Regions from separate parts of the Mus musculus genome. Here region 1 is linked to region 2. Evidence: chromatin contacts called from ENCODE Hi-C or POLR2A ChIA-PET data. All regions are on one chromosome and are shown on one strand. The core of a region is the stretch at or near the end of the contact, and the rest is flanking DNA. Distances in the headings are between cores, read along the strand shown. Region 1 holds the start of Olfr1371 (olfactory receptor 1371). Region 2 holds the start of Hnrnpab (heterogeneous nuclear ribonucleoprotein A/B).

Evidence for each region. A loop is a pair of places that touch in the nucleus more often than their neighbours do. ChIA-PET counts read pairs that join two places held with the same protein, here RNA polymerase II (POLR2A).
Region 1: a loop to region 2 is called in a map of left cerebral cortex, with 9 times the contacts of the local background. The contact joins the promoter of Olfr1371 here to the promoter of Hnrnpab in region 2. A Hi-C loop is called at or near these places in 1 of 37 maps with a recorded cell type or tissue (left cerebral cortex). POLR2A ChIA-PET finds 5 or more read pairs at or near these places in 2 of 5 experiments (both embryonic stem cell).

The regions. Positions count from the first base shown.
Region 1 is chr11:52,210,752-52,216,086 of GRCm38, reverse strand. It overlaps Olfr1371 (olfactory receptor 1371), which reads left to right and starts at 2,100. Exons shown (of 1, transcript NM_207253.1): 1 at 2,100-3,035. The coding sequence starts at 2,100. The coding sequence ends at 3,035.
Region 2 is chr11:51,603,033-51,609,099 of GRCm38, reverse strand. Hnrnpab (heterogeneous nuclear ribonucleoprotein A/B) reads left to right here and starts at 2,219. Exons shown (of 8, transcript NM_001048061.1): 1 at 2,219-2,433; 2 at 2,514-2,760; 3 at 3,471-3,639; 4 at 4,283-4,441; 5 at 4,569-4,700. The coding sequence starts at 2,537. It overlaps Phykpl (5-phosphohydroxy-L-lysine phospholyase), which reads right to left. Exons shown (of 13, transcript NM_028398.3): 13 at 5,836-6,067.

The DNA.
Region 1 (5,335 bases), core at 851-3,350, 610 kb before region 2:
ATAAATACAACACGTAAGAAGAAACTTAACTAAGGAAATCAAAGAGCCCTACATTGAACACCTAAAATCTTGTAATTTGTTTAGCTTTTAGCATGACAATCTCTAAAGAAAAGGAATTTTTAATGTTTGCCATATTTCCTTAGCTTATCCAAATGCTCTTGTAGTTCAGGATTCTTTGTTAAAAAATAAATTATTGGGTAGGAAAGGTGGTTCAGCAGTTTTCATCGCTCTTGCAAAGGACCCACATAAAGGTCCCAGCACCCACATGGCAGCTCACAGCCATGAGCAGCTCCAGTTCTAGAGGATCTGACACCTTCTTCTGGCCTCTGTGGGCACCAGGAATGTTCCATGGACACACATATAGGCAAACACTCACATGCATACATTGTTTTTTTTAAAAAAAAGCTAAAGTATTTGTCACAGTTTATAGAAGATTAAATGTCTCACTCAAGAAAATGCATTTAAGATCCACGTGTCATGAAAAAGCGACATGAGTTCATCACTTCTTGTGACATTAAAGAAGGCATTAGTATGCATTCTCACGCTGTTTCCTATTTCCAAGGAGGTTGGATCCCAAATGGAAAAAAAAATTCAAAGGCACTCTTGTGACAAAATATAAAAAGAAAAAATGTTTAGCTGCAAGAGCAACAAACTATTGAGATTCATCAAAAAGAATATACATTGTTGCGGCCGCCAGCAGCTGGCAACATGAATGGTTCGACTGAGAAGGCCACTCGAGCTGTAAGAGAGGAATCTAGACGGGGCGAAAGAAGAAACGGAGCTAAGACAAATTCATTCTGATCAAAGCTCAAATTTTATTGTTGCGACACTAGTTATAAAGGAAGGGGGAGGGGACCCGACTCCCGCCGAATAATCTCTGGTCCAGTAGAAAGGTGCACGTGTGTGGCTCCGCAGGTTCTAGCAGTGGGCGTGGCAGAACGAATGAGCAAGAAGCTCCACCCCTGAGCAAGCAGGTTTCAGGCTGGGGGAGGGGAGACTACAATACATGTTTCTTCCCAGAAGAAATTCATATGGTACTTAGTTTTTTGGGACAGATGGAAGCAAGTCAAGGTTCCAAGAATTGGTTTATTTACCACATTTATCAATCAAGAGATGGAAAGTAAAAACCCAGAGGCTGCAAACTCAGACAGATTACTTCTTTGATCCAAAGTCCTGAAAGAGATTGTCTCAGAGACTAGAAAAGGAAGTCAAAACAACACAGAACTCTAACACTTACAACCCTCTCTCTCTCTCTCTCTCTCTCACACACACACACACACACACACACACACACACACTAGATTATTGATAAAGGTTCTACATTACTGCTTTTGGATCCTGATGTCCATGCCACAAGGATCACAGTACATCACCTCTCCTTTCAGATGATGAAGGATCATATCCAGAGAACTGACCAGAGACCCGAGCCTGGAAAAAGTCATAGAACAAACAAGCAACAAGAATTAGTTGAATCTGAGGTCACACCACTGTCAACTTAGTTACATCCAGGCTAAAGAAGACTAGATAGGTAGATAGATAGATAGATAGATAGATAGATAGATAGATAGACAGACAGAGATGGTAGATAGAGAGTAGATAGGTAGATAGGAGATAGATAGATGATAGATAGATGGATGATAGATAGACAGATAGATAGATAGATAGATGATAGATAGATAGATAGATAGATAGATGATAGATGATAGGTAAATAGATAGATGATAGATAGATAGATAGATGATAGATAAATAGATAGATGATAGATAAATAGATAGATGATAGATAGATAGATAGATAGATAGATAGATAGATAGAAAGATAAATATAAAAACAACTGAAGAAAAATGAAGGTCATTAATTTGAAAGAGAACAAGAGATTTTTTTGGACTGGAGGGTTCAGAGAGGAAATGGAAGAATCAACAGGATTGAGTAGAGTAGCAACTCAAAATGTGAGATTTTGGTGCATTTAAGAATAATAATTACAGCATGTGGGTGCTGGGAACTTTATGTGGGTCCTCTGCAATTTATTTATGTGGGTCCTCTGCTATTTATTCCATAAATAGCATTGAGTTGTCTTCTGTTTGCACAGGTGGAAGACTATGGAAAATTTGAACACCAGTTCAGAAGAGGGCTTCATTTTGGTGGTCTTCTCAGACTGGCCTCACCTAGAACCCATCCTTTTTGCTTTCATTTCTATTTTCTACTCTCTGACTCTCTTTGGCAACACCGTGATCATCATTCTGTCTCAACTGGACCTCTGCCTGCACACACCCATGTACTACTTTCTCTGCCACCTCTCCTTCCTGGACCTCTGCTACACTGCCAGCACTGTGCCCCAGCTTCTGGTCAACCTCTCTGGACTTGACAGGACCATCAGCTTTGGAAGGTGTGTGGCCCAGCTCTGCATAGTGCTCTCACTGGGAGGAACTGAGTGTGTGCTTTTGGTGGCAATGGCTATAGATCGCTATGCTGCTGTGTGTCGCCCACTCCACTACACAACCATTATGCACCCTGTTCTCTGCAGAGCATTGGTTGTATTCTCCTGGGTAGGGGGCCTTGTGAACTCTCTGATCCAGACAAGCCTTGTGATGGCCATGCCTCTGTGTGGACACCAACTGAATCACTTCTTCTGTGAGCTACCTGTTCTCCTGAAGATGGCCTGTGAGGACACAGGAGGCACAGAGGTCAATTTGTTTGTGGCCCGGGTCATAATCTTAGTGTGTCCTTTACTGCTAATTCTAGGCTCCTATGCTCACATTGCCAGGGCAGTGCTGAACATCAGGTCAATGGCTGGTCGCAGAAAGGCTTTTGGGACGTGTGCATCTCATCTCATTGTGGTTGCCATGTTTTATGGCTCAGGTATCTCCACATACCTCCAACCTGTCCACAGGTATTCTGAGAAGGAGGGGAAATTTCTTGCCCTTTTTTATACTATCATCACCCCCATGCTCAACCCTCTGATCTATACGCTGAGGAACAAGGATGTGAAAGGAGCGCTGTGGAAGGTGCTAGGCAGGAGCACAGACTCAGCATAGAAGGGGGAAAGGGAGCAATAAAGTGTTGCATAATAACACTCATATTCTGAAACACATACTGTCCTTTAAAACCAAGGGCTTTTTAATCACCCTTCCTCAAACCTTATAGTTCCATCTCCTGTCTTGACTGGAAGGTGAGAGTGATGAACTCATGACAATTATCCTAGCATCGTGTTTAAAGGCATTGTGCAGCGTGTTGATTCCTATCTTAACTTTGCAAAGGAAGGAGTTTGAGAGTAAGATACAGTGATCCTTCTAGAGAGAATGCACATGGATTCTAGGCACAGCTGATAGTGAAAGAAGATCAAATTCAGAATAGCAGCATTTTCACAAATTGTCATTCAGGGTGTCATGCCATGCACATGGTGATGTGCCAGACTGTCATAAGTATTCTCATATGCTCTCTAAGTAAGTATGACCCTGGCCATATCCACTCATATCTCATGACCCGTTTCTACTGTCTTTTATGGTGGCTATTCCTCTAAAATATATGTGTCAATTAAGGAAAGCATGAGCAGTGGTACTCCATGAAGTATGTCAAGGTTCAGATGGGATATCGTTTTAATTACTTAGAAAAAAGGCAGAAGCATCAGGATGGTGTAGAATGAAAAGAGAGAGGCAATAGCATCTCTTCAGCTACACCATGAACTGCTGTCGGGCTACATAGTGATACAGAAGGCATTTTCTCCTCAATCCTCCATGTTTAATCATTTTTCTTCACAGTAGAGATAAGTGTCAATCAGATGTCCACTGGTGGTTGAATAGACAAAGAAAATGTGGTTCCTATATGCAATAAAATGCTGACATTTCAGAGAATGAAGTCCTTTTATAGTCAGCGATGTGGTTAGAATTGGATGCTATAGTAAGTGAAATATGCAAGACAGAGAAAGTCAAACAACAGGGCTTCTTATTCATACAGTGACACAACACTGATGTCATAGAAGTAGTGGATTGGGCACTGGTCACTGGAGGCCTGGGGATAAGAGTGACATGGGACAGGAACTAGTTCACTAATAGGTACCAAAATTCACTTATATGGGAGAAGACATTCTCATCTTCTATGTCCCAGAAATAAGACTACGTTTCAAAATCCATTGTATATTTCAAAATTATGAAATAGAAGAGTCTCAACACAGAAATAACAAAAAATTTAAGTCCATAGAAATCCAAATTACTCTGATTTGATGATTTCATGTAGCATGGATGTACATCATCATATATACATTTCAAATAAAAGTAAAACTAGTGACGTATATATACAAAAATTACTTACCATGTGAAAAGAAAGAGGATAGAAAAAAGTCAAACAAAAACAATACACCTAAAGAGATGATATAAGAAGAAAAATTATAACAAAATAGTAGCATGGGAGGGAAGAGAGAAAAAAAGAGGAAGAGAGAAAAAGCAGGAAATTATATATATATATGTGTGTGTGTGTGTGTATGTGTGTATGTACACATGTGTATACATGCATATGTGGATATATATGTGTACATATAGACATACATGCATACACACATGTGCATATACATGTGTACATACATGTGTATATGTATACATGTATATGTGCATATATAAATATATATGTATATGTGACATATATGTATATAAGATTATGTATATATGTATATATACACACACACACACACACATGGGGGAGACAGAATACTCTAGTGACAGTCATTTCTAGTGTCAGTTATATAAAGTCCAAATAATTTTTAGCTAAAGGACTTTTTTAAAAGAAGGTGATGTTTCCAAGTATCATCTCACACATGGATTTAAAGATATAATACACAGGTGTGGATACTGGAGACAGAACAAGAGTGTAAGAAGGATCTCTCCATCGTCATTGTCTCATGGTTAGAAAATTATTCATAGAACAAATGGTTGTTAATACTTCGTAACAACTGCAGAAGCCAGATGAAGGTACACAGTGCCTAGGTTTAGTATAATGGATGATTAAAGAAAAGAAGAGACAGACAGACAGACAGAGACAGACAGTCACAGACACAGACAGCACACATGAAGTTCAGTGGGTAGAGAGATGGGAAGCATCTGGGACAAACTGAGGGGAACATGACCAAAATATACTGTGAAAAATATTATTTTTTAAAAAGGGATGCATCAAGAAAGCAGGATGGAAAGTGTTGTCCATGGACCTTTGCTCCTAACTGCAAGCAGCACAGGCAAAGATGGTTTCCACCTAGAGGGAAGAGAAAGAATTAAATCCAGTCCTTAGCCTAGAAACCCAGGACAGAGCCACCAAGGTGAAGCTTGGTGCTGTTTGGAGCCCTGTGACC
Region 2 (6,067 bases), core at 970-3,469:
GTCCTGGGATGTGTACTCTGGTCCTCATGTTTTCTCTTTACTGACTGAGCTAGCTGCCTAGATTCTGTATTCTTAAATGATTTGAGCCTCATTTCCTGAGTTGTCATCATTGTTTGGGTGGCTTTTCTCATCAACTCTTGTGGCCATAACTCTGGTCCTCATTGCTGTTGGGGGAAGACTAGGGTGGTAATAGAGGAAAATGGTTGTATGTGAGAGGCTTCCTAGCAAGTCAGTGATAGCTAATCTTGTCAGACTGATTGGACAGAGACTTGCCTAGGAAATTAAGGACAATCTGGGCATGAGATACACAGTGAGACCCAGTCCAAACATAAATAAATAAATAAATAAATAAATAAATAAATAAATAAATAAATAAATAAAATCTCTGTGACTTTGAGGTCAGCCCGTACTATAGAATGAGTTCCAGGACAACCAGGACTACACAGAGACGTCCTGTCTTGAAAAACACTCACTTTCTCACCTTTCAGTGCTCAGGAGTCAGAGACACACTGATCTCTGTAAATTTAAAGCCAGCCTTTCCCTACATAGTGAATTCCAGGACAGCCAGGGATGTGTAGAAAGACCTTGTCTCAAAAATAAAATAAAAGCAGGGTGTGATGGCGCACGCCTTTAATCCCAGCACTCGGGAGGCAGAGGCAGGCAGATTTCTAAGTTCGAGGCCAGCCTGGTCTACAGAGTGAGTTCCAGGACAGCCAAGGCTACACAGAGAAACCCTGTCTCGAAAAACCAAAAAAAAAAAAAGTCAAGAGGCAAGAGGTTCTGGATCTGGAGAGGGTTCAGTGGGCCACGTGGGCACAAGCATGAGGACCTGAGTTCAGGACTCCAGTGCCCACAGCTGAACAGGGGAGCACAAATCTAACTTCAGCTTACTCCATCAATGTGGGAGGAGACAGAGAATCTCCAAAGCTTGTGAGACCATTTGCCTGGAGGCCAGCCTGGTCTACAAAGTGAGTTTCAGGACAGCCAGGGCTATACAGAGAAACCCTGTCTCAAAAAAAAAAATCTATATATATCTCTATCTATCTATCTATCTATCTATATCCATCCATCCATTGGATGACTCACACCTTTAATTCCAGCACTTAGAAGGCAGGCAGGCAGTTTTCTGTGACTTCAAGACCAGCCTAGGTCTAAAAATGAAGTTGTGGGCCAGCTAGTTTGTTTAAAGGAAAAAAAAATTATAAAGAACAAAATGGAAAGTGAAGATTGATACCTTGTCTGATTTACACACTCAGGGCATAGAACTTACACTCAACACAAACGTATGCACACATACACAGGAATCATGGCCTAACCCAGGCCTTTAAAGTTTTATGGTCAATGCTTAAAAGAAAACTACCCCTCTTTACCATAACCTCATTTAACAGGGCTATTTTTCCAAAAGCAAGTTGTCAGACTAGGCAGGGTGACACATGTCTGTAATCATATCCTGGGGCTACATGAAAAGACTCTTAATTTTTCCATTTAGGATCATCTAAAAATCAGTGAAATTAAGCTAGGCACAGTGGTGGTGCAGCACATAATTCCAGCACTGAGGGGGTGAAAATGGAGGGTCAAGAGTTCAAGGCCAGTCGGAGGATACCAGACTTGGTCTCAAAAAACACAAAACGGAACCAAAGGAAAGAAATAAAAATTAAAGGCAAAGCTAAACACTAATGCGATATTAAGTATCTATGGGTGTCAAGCAGACACTGGAAATACTACGGTCCAACGTTCACTGCGCCAGGCCTCCATGGATGGCCCCAGCTAGCTCACTGAAGAGGGCAGGAGCCCTGGCATCTCAGGATGCCGAGGTTTAGGAGCAGGCTGTGCTGAAGGCCTCCGATGACCGCAGCACTCCGTAGATTAGAGCACTCCAAGATTAGGCTCCTTTCTCCGGGCGACCTTGGATTTAGGGGACTTCCTCCGGCTCATTCTCCTCTTTTGGGAGGCCGGGGTTGCTAGTGTAGAATAGGATGTAGGGATAGGATGACAGACTGCCGTGTACCCCGGGCAGCTGGGGACATTGGACGTGCTCGCCCGGTGACCGGAACCGTAGACAGTTCTCCGACTCGCGCGCGTTCTAAAATGAGGACAAAGCCCGCCCGGATCTAGAGCGCGCGCGCAGAAGCAGCCAATAAGATGCTAGGACAATGGTGAGTGGCGGTTCGCTTTGCCCAATGAGAGTATCCGTTGTTACGAGGTGGTGCCCGGCTTCGGCATTATAAAGAGCTCCACGAGTTGGCATTGTCAGGCGGTGGCACCGCGCGGGACGGAGTTAAGGTCTTCTTTATCGGCAGTGTACGGCGGCGGCCGAGCGGAGCGATAGTCAGTGGCTGCGGACGAGCCCTCGGGGGTGCGAGCGTGACCGCGGCCAAGCCCGCGCGTCGCCTTCTGCGGCGAGTAGGGCCTCGCGGCGTCATCGGCGGCGAGGTGAGCGGCCCGGCCGCGGGCGGTGGGCGGGAGCTCGGGGAGCGCCGCGGGGCCTGACGCGCTGTCGCCGCTCGTTGCAGTAGCCGCTGCGGCCTGGCCGACCATGTCGGACGCGGCTGAGGAGCAGCCCATGGAGACGACGGGCGCCACCGAGAACGGACACGAGGCCGCCCCCGAAGGCGAGGCCCCGGTCGAGCCCAGCGCGGCTGCCGCGGCCCCCGCGGCCTCGGCCGGGTCTGGGGGCGGGACCACGACCGCACCGAGCGGGAACCAGAACGGCGCGGAGGGCGACCAGATCAACGCCAGCAAGAACGAGGAGGACGCGGGGTAGGTGCGGCCGCGGGCCGCCGCCTTTGTTCTGGGGCCGTCTTTTGTTGGCGCCACGCGGCGGGGGGAGGGGCGGGCGGCCCGCGGAGCTGTGCCTGCCTGGCGCGCTTGCCGCCTGGCCCGGGCGCGGTTACGCGCCTCGGAGTTTGCAGGAGTTTGCGGGGTCGACTGTGAGGCCGATCTGGGCCGCTCGCGCGGTGCTTGGGCTACTTCGGGCCTCGGGGCGGGCGGCCCCGGAAGAGGAAAAGCGGCGGATCGCGAATCGGGCCGCGAGGGCTGCGTCTCTGCTGCGTAGGCGGAGTTGGCGCGCAGCGGGCCGGGCCTAGCCTGCCGCGAGTCGAGGGGCGGAGTTCCAGCCTGAACCCTGGGGCGGTCTTGGCACCGGGAAACCCAGAGTTCCTTGGGGCAGGTACTTGGGAGGCCGTGAGCTCAAGTAGATTCATGAGTGCAGGGCACGCTGATTTTAAACTCGTGAGGGGTCATGGGTCACATTCTTGTCCCGTATGTACCGTGTGTGGCTGTACAGTCTCGTTCAGCTGTGAGTTCCAGTTGAGTCGAGATTGCAGAGCGACGCAAGGGTTAACTTGAAAGGGGGCACCATCTCAGACTGGTCCATGGGACTGTGGCTCCATAAGCCCTTCCCCAGCCAGGAAAAGTGTCAGAATTCTTTTACAGCTTCTAAGGTTTGTGGTCTTGTCTCTCACTTGCAGAAAAATGTTCGTTGGTGGTCTGAGCTGGGATACCAGCAAAAAAGACTTAAAGGATTATTTTACTAAGTTTGGAGAGGTTGTTGACTGTACAATAAAAATGGATCCCAACACTGGACGATCAAGAGGGTTTGGGTTTATTCTCTTCAAAGATTCTTCTAGTGTGGAAAAGGTAAGCTGGGTATTTGACAGCAATCTACTAGGATTCTGAATCCTAAGGAACTCAGGCATTGCAGTGTTGAGGTGATTGCCACGAGTGAGCTTAGAGTCGTTTTGAGGGATAGTACAGATTGAGTGATTCTGGGCGATTGCAATTCTACTATAAAAAGCTTACTGAGAAGCCTGCAGGAGGGTAGGGAGCTGGGCAGGAACTAGAGAGCTGCCTTTTCAGCCTTCCTTTACTAACTCTATTGTGCCAATTCATGGGCTTGGTGTTAAATGCTGCACTGTAGGGATTAAAGTCTGAGATTGCTATGAGGATAGGTGTGATTTTTTTTTTTTTTTTTTTGCTTTTGTTGTTATTTAAATCCAAGTACATAGGGATGGCATCCTAAATCTCAGAGAAAGTGAAGGTGCATGCCTTTATAGGGTAGAGAGGATTTCAGCACTAGATGTGCTCTTTGTCACTGCTGCTTTGTCTTAAGTTGGGACTACTGTTCAGGACTGGGATACAGGTGTTCAAATGATCATCTATCTGTATGGGAGGTTTGGAAGAACATAGGGCTGGGAACTCCGTCTGGCTTAGCTCCAGAGAGAATTGAGCCCATTTGGTATGTACTTGTGTTTAGACCCTGACACATTTCTGTTTTACACAGGTCTTAGATCAGAAGGAGCACAGGCTGGATGGTCGTGTCATTGACCCTAAAAAGGCTATGGCTATGAAGAAGGACCCTGTGAAGAAAATCTTTGTGGGAGGTCTAAACCCTGAAGCCACAGAGGAAAAGATCAGAGAATACTTCGGCCAGTTTGGGGAGGTGAGGGTGGCTTGTTTCTTCTTGGTCTTTGTTGGTCTTGCCTGGATGCAGTATTAGTGGGGTGTTCTGACCTTTCAGTATTGTTTTGGGTATCAGTTTAAACCTGGGCTTTTGTATGTTTTTACAGATTGAGGCCATTGAGCTTCCAATAGATCCCAAGTTGAACAAAAGACGGGGTTTTGTTTTTATTACATTTAAAGAGGAAGATCCTGTGAAGAAAGTTCTGGAGAAGAAATTTCATACTGTCAGTGGAAGCAAGGTAAGGTGTCAAAACTGTCACCTGCTTTTGGCTCTTGGAGGCATAGATTACATTAGACTACCTGTGAGATCCTTCTAGGTCAGTAAGACCTTAGGTTTCTCTACAGCACACAATGCTGATTGAAATAGATGGATGGTCTGGCCCTTAAATGCTGGACTGGAAACAGCTGGCTCTTCAGGAGGACTCTGGTCCTTCTCTAACACCCACAAGAGGCTCACAACCACCTGTATTACAACCTAGAACCACGCACTTTTCAACGGACCTGATGCTCTTTGGTGGCTTCTGTAGGCACCATATACTATACTTACAAGGACCATTAATAAAAATGAAAACAGCAGGTGTATAGGAGGCAAAGAGGAAGCCTGGTTTCTGTGAATAGAGCTGTTGACTAGATGCTTCAGTGTTAGAGGTTATGAGACTTGCAGTGGTCTTTTTTTGTTTCTGTGTAGCCCTGGCTGTCCTGGAACTCACACTGTAGATCAGGTTGGCCTCAAACTCAGAAATCCGCCTGCCTCTGCCTCCCAAGTGCAGTGGTCAGTTTTCTGGAACTTAGTAATTAATAGGTTTCTATACTGATAAGTTTTTCTTGATTCAGAGGAAGCTTTGCTGCTGTAGTCAACTCTATTTTAGGCAAAGACCTAAAAGCTTCCTGGGATCCTGCAAATGGAGTGTCATCCCCCCCCCCTCCCCAACAGGGTTTCTCTGTATAACCCTGGCTGTCCTGGAACTCACTTTGTAGACCAGGCTGGTCTTGAACTCAGAAATCCGCTGCCTGTCTCTGCCTCCTGAGTGCTGGGATTAGAGGTGTGCGCCACTACGCCGGCTCAGGAGTCATGTTTAGTGGAGTGGTACATTAGTGGAGTAATAGAATTGAAGGTGTGGCTGGCTGTGGCTGAGTGGAGCTTACTAGAGAACTGGCAGCCCACTGAGCTCGGGTGGGGTTCCAGAAAGATTCTTTGCCATTGTTTTTGGGAGTTTTAAAAAGCTTGGGTTGGATTAAATAAAGCAGGCAGTTGGGTGGGGCAATTTTAGTTATTCTAGTGAGCAGTGCCTTTTTGTGTGTGTACCCTAATGTGAAGTAGTAGGAGAGCTTTGAGCCTCTATGGTAGTGAAAACTGCTGATGGGTCTTAGAAGTAAATACTCAAATTATTCAGTGTCTTTAATTCAGATGAAATAAAAGTCATAGCTTGATAGGGAGAGATAAAGTTTATCTTTCCACCCCCTTTTGAGAGATCACCGTACTGCTGCCCTGGCTGCCCTATACAAAACCAGGCTGGTCTCAAACTTAAGAGTTCTGCCTGTTTCTACCTCCCAGTGAGATGAGACTAAAGGCATGTGCCATGGCCAGCTCATTTTTTACCTTTTT